Regions from separate parts of the Homo sapiens genome. Here region 2 is linked to region 1. A link is a loop called in an ENCODE intact Hi-C map of the cell type or tissue named here. Cell type or tissue: GM12878. All regions are shown on one strand.

Region 1 (2,500 bases):
GGCAACTGGATCAAGGATTGAATATATTTTGGTTTTATCCTGAATACTTATTAATTACTGTGTGTCACAAGTGCACACCGGGTTTGCAGATCCAGGAGGTTGTATAGAGTCACCTAGTTTTAAGAGGTCAAAGAAAGAAGCTGTCCAGAAATCAGGAAAACAAAACTATGTTTTAGGGTAGCTTCAAATCAGATGGTATTGATTATTTTTCAACTTCTATAGTATTTCTATTTTATTATAAGACTGTTGGCCGGGCACAGTGTTTCACACCTGTAATCCCAGCACTCTGGGGGGCCGAGGTGGGTGGATCACCTGAGGTCGGGAGTTCTCCATGATCAACATGGAGAAACCTCGTCTCTACTAAAAATACAAAATTAGCCAAGTGTGGTGGTGGATGCCTGCAATCCCAGCTACTCAGGAGGCTGAGGCAGGAGAATTACTTGAATCTGGGAGGCGGAGGTTGCGGTGAGCCGAGATTGTGTCGTTGCACTCCAGCCTGGGCAACAGAGCAAAACTCTGTCTCAAAAAAAAAAAAAAAAAAAAAAAATAGATTGTAAGGGTGAGGGTGAAAGGAGGAAAGCAGACAGCAGATACATTTATGGCCTGAATTATATGGTCATCATTGTATGAAATAATAATACAATAATAACAATTCATGACAATAACTAGTATTTATTCACTACTTCTTTGTGTTTGTATCATCACATCATTTAATTCTTACTAAAAGTCTATGAGAATTTTACAATAGGAACCACACTTTCCAGTTGAGGAAACTGAGGCCTTGAAAAGTTGATTGATGTCCCCAGATTAGACAGGAGTATTAGTAGTCTAACTTTAAAATTGTGTGTTTTATGAAGCTCTGCTATCTCCCTACCGAAACAAAATAGTGCAGGTAGCTAGAACGTGCCTGGAATCATTAAGAGACAGATACTGAATTTAAGATTTTTGTTTTACCTTTATTTTCCCAAACAAATGAACAATAAAGTTAAACTTATCAATATTTCATTTTCTTTTATCAATAAAACTGTGCCCTCTAGGGTCAGCTGGTGGTAAAATTACATCTTTTTACCAATAATTTCAGTATCCTGAAAACATGAGTAATTTGCTGAGGTAACTGAATGAGTCACCAGCCAACAACGCAGTCCCACTCAGTCCATTAGATTGAACTACTTCCCATGATGAATGAACTAAAGGTCCGGGTTTGTGACTCAATAACATAAGAGAGGAAGGTTTGCCTGTTTCAGAAATGGATTCTCATGACTACACCATGCCTGGCAGTGAGCAATTGCAATTTCCTCCAGGTGAATATCTTTCCGCCCACTTTTAATGAGTGGGTTTGTTAATATCACTGTGCCTCCAACATGCTATGTATTATAATGCCAGTTGTTTCTCTCTGCTCTTGTTCCAAATGGCTTCCATAATTACTTTTGCAGATACTGTAAGATAACTTCAGGATATAAGTCAACAATAAAACTCAGAAGCTAATGAAAATGGACTTTTTCAGGAGATTATTCAGTGTGTGAAAACAAATACATTCTTTGTGTCAGCTTCAGGTACTATGAGTTATGAATCCAACACTTCTTAGTATTAGGAAATGTGCTCTCAATTACTTGTGGTTGGGAATTGTTCCTATTGCTTCTTGGGTGATGGGAACTATGAAAATAATTTTCATAGATCAGGATCACATTTCTCAGAGGAAATTAAAACAAAAAGATTGTATACTGGTAAATTTTGCATTTTATGTGAATTTAGAGATTTTAAAGAATTTTCACAATGAACCTGGGAGGAAACCAAGCAAAAACTATCATCTCCATATTTCTGGTGAGGAAACAGGTTCAAATGGGTCATATGTCTGCTGATGGTCATACAGCAATCCAGTGAAGAAATCAGCCAGTTCATCTTAATATAGTATTTTATTTCATAACCCAGTAACACATTGGGCATGCTACATCCCAAGCGCTAAATGAGATGCATGAATGAGACATTGCAATTCCTGCCTGAAGCCATATTCAAAGTTAAGATGATTAGAAAAGCAGAATTTTTCTTTTGTGAATTACTTTAGGACCAAATGATAAAACATAGCATCCTTTATATACAAGAGAAAACAGAAAGCAACTTTTCACAAACATAGTCCCAATTCTGTATAATTTGGGATGGTTCTTGAAAGTCATAAACTCAAACATCCAACCCATTGTACCAACCACTCTGGTCCAGATACAAGGAAAGTTTATTAAAACCAAAGTCAGGCCAGGCGCGGTGGATCATGCCTGTAATCCCAGCACTTTGGGAGGCCGAGGTGGGCGGATCATGAGGTCAGCAGATCGAGACCATCCTGGCTAACATGGTGAAACCCTGTCTCTACTAAAAATACAAAAAATTAGCCGGGCGTGGTGGGGGAAGCCTGTAGTCCTAGCTACTCGGGAGGCTGAGGCAGGAGAATGGCGTGAACCAAGGAGGCGGAGCTTGCAATGAGCCAAGATCGCGCCACTGCACTCCAGCC
Region 2 (2,500 bases), 420 kb before region 1:
AAAGTCTGGGTTGTCTCACAGGGCAAAGAAAGCCTGTATATAAGGTACCTTGGACCATTTTCCCTCCCATCTGCAGAAAAGACCTACCTGTTGGATATTAAAATTAAGGCTCCCTTCCAAAGGCCAGGCTGGTTCAAGAGGGTAAGAAGGTAAAGCCCTTGTGCAAAAGAAAATGAGCCACTTTTTTTTTTCAAAGTCATAGGGTCAAAGGAATCCCAGTGCTTCAGAATGCACTCCAGAGGGGTATAGGCTGAAGATAATCTCTTACCCATCTAGAAAGAGAAGTGAGAAAAAGGCATCCCTTTAGTCTCCTTCCTTTTGTTGTGACCCAGGGTGGAGAGGAAGACGATGGGCACGGCCCCCCTGCTGTTTTCCTTCCTTGGTTCCTGGGTCCCCGCACCTTGTTAGATGCAATGCCCATCGTTCCAGGTGTGACCCCCAGCCATGGAACCAGAGGAACTAAGATATTGGGATTAGTCACACTCACCCATGCAGATCTAGTCCTCTGCCTGTGATTTCCCTTTGACTTCCTAGACTTGTGTGACCCGCCTGGCTCCTCAAAAGAATGGATCTTGGGAGAGACTATGTGACAATTACATTTGGGCAACTTTTGCACTTCCTTCTTTAATGGTGGAAGTATACTGGTTTGAGGTCTGTATCCTGCTATTATAGCCAGATAATTTAGTATGCTAAATTTAAATATGATTTAGTATAGCATACTAAAGCATTTACCCTTAGAGAATGGTTCTGGTTAACTTCCAAACTTAAAATCCCCTTACTAATTAAGTACCATTCTAATTCGAGGAGGAATAGGTGCCTTAAAAGAATGGAGGGACCAAATGGCCATTTTCCTGCTATGGAACAGTATCAAGACTAAAATTTGGCTTTGGAGAATATTTTACTCCTAGTTGTTGAAGGCAGGATTTTCTGGTTTATAGAAGCAACATGAAGCCTAATTTCTAGTAGAAAGGAGCAAAAGGGGAAGATAATTGGGAAGATAGAATATTTAGGTAAAGGACTGACAATGTGCCTCATGGACAGGTTCCCTCTTCCACTAGGTGGTGCTGTTGACCTTGAAATGCCATGTACTCTCCAGACCAATGGGAGAGAGACCTTGACATGCCATGTGCTCTCCAGACCAAAGGCAAAGAGATACCTAGAAATGCCATGTGCTCTCCAGACCAACTGCAGAGAGAGACCTGGAAGTGTGATGCACTCTCCAGATCGAGGGCAGAGAGAATCTGAAAATGACTTGTGCTCTCTAGACCAAGGGCAAAGAGTGATGCTCACTGTGGTGGAGGGGACCCTCTGTAGAAAATCAGAAAGATGCCTTCCCTTCCCCAGTTACTATGCATTCCCTGATCTTGCCTAACAAGATTACTTCCCTGAACCGTAAAACTTCCCACACATTGCATACACAGAGAGGATAGACGATATGGTGGTTGCGGAAAGGAAAGGAGGAAATTATGATAGAAAAGTTGGAGATCTTGTTGCTGACACCCCATAAGGCAGTTGGAGGCTGGTGTCAGTCCAGATGTCTTTGGATAACACCGGGGGGTAGCCAGAAATCCTCAGTTGCCCCAGAACCTCTTCCAGCCTCAAGTGATGGCTGTCTTCCATGAAAGGAAGCTGATACAAATATGGCCAACATGCTCAGCAACACACGGGTACTGGGGCATTCTCTATGTTCTCCCCAGCAAGCCTGTCCCCTAAGTCTTATAAGGCTAGCATCCATGCTACTCATTTTTAAATGGCTAAAGGTGGCCCAGTATTTGGTTTGATTTGGTTTTAAAATGGAGTCCAAGAGCCCCAAAATGAAAGGACAGAGTTGGAGTTCACTCCTCTACTCACCATTTTGATGACTGTTGTAACTTGGTATCCTGGATGAGGTCCCCAATATGAAACAGCTACGTTGTCTGTGTTGTATACCTGGGGTTCGTCATCTCATGCTAGGAAAATTTAGAACACTGACACACACAAGGAGTTTAGGAGTAGAGGTTTAATAGGCAGAAGAAAGAGAAAGGAAAACAGCATTCTCTCTCTAGTAAGGGAGAGGGGACTTCCAAGAGGGAAGATCGGCTGGTGGCAGATGCACTGGATTTTATAGTCTGGCTTGAGAGGAAGCAATGTCTGATTTACACAGGACTCACAGATAGGTTCAATCAGGTATGATGTTTACATAGTGCATACAGAAGGCTGGTTGCCCCACCATAATCTTATTACACAAATGAATTCTTCCCTTGGCCAGTGCCATCTTGTCTGCTTCTTACTGTACACGTGGCTGGCAGAGAAGCAAAGATAGAGCTTCCATCTTGAACATGTCTAGTCCCTAGTTCCTGCCAGCATTCACCCATGCAAGTTCCCAGCTGGCTTGTCTACAGTTGCAGCTCGACTTTACAGGCTACTCTTTGTTAGAAAATGATTTGGGGCTGCTTTTCATTAAAAAGTAAAGTTACTGAAGTCTCCCATACCCTTACTATCTGCCTAAGTGATTTCTTCT

The links. Hi-C counts contacts between places; a loop is a spot of excess contacts. Peaks named below come from ENCODE experiments on the same cell type or tissue, not always from the same donor. Only the 100,000 strongest peaks of a DNase experiment are listed, where the experiment ranks them.
Region 2: a loop joins it to region 1, with 2.6 times the contacts of the local background. A loop is called at or near these places in 1 of 110 quality-filtered maps.

What each region holds. Positions count from the first base shown.
Region 1 is chr10:108,357,730-108,360,229 of GRCh38, reverse strand. No RefSeq gene overlaps it. Among named protein-coding and RNA genes, the nearest start is that of LINC01435, 290 kb to the right of the region's middle. In GM12878, no CTCF peak of the experiment used is centred here; a DNase peak (open chromatin) is centred at 1,129.
Region 2 is chr10:108,782,699-108,785,198 of GRCh38, reverse strand. The region is part of intron 3 of LINC02661 (long intergenic non-protein coding RNA 2661); the gene reads right to left. Among named protein-coding and RNA genes, the nearest start is that of LINC02661, 75 kb to the right of the region's middle. In GM12878, a CTCF peak has its summit at 1,062 (motif pointing right); a DNase peak (open chromatin) is centred at 1,108.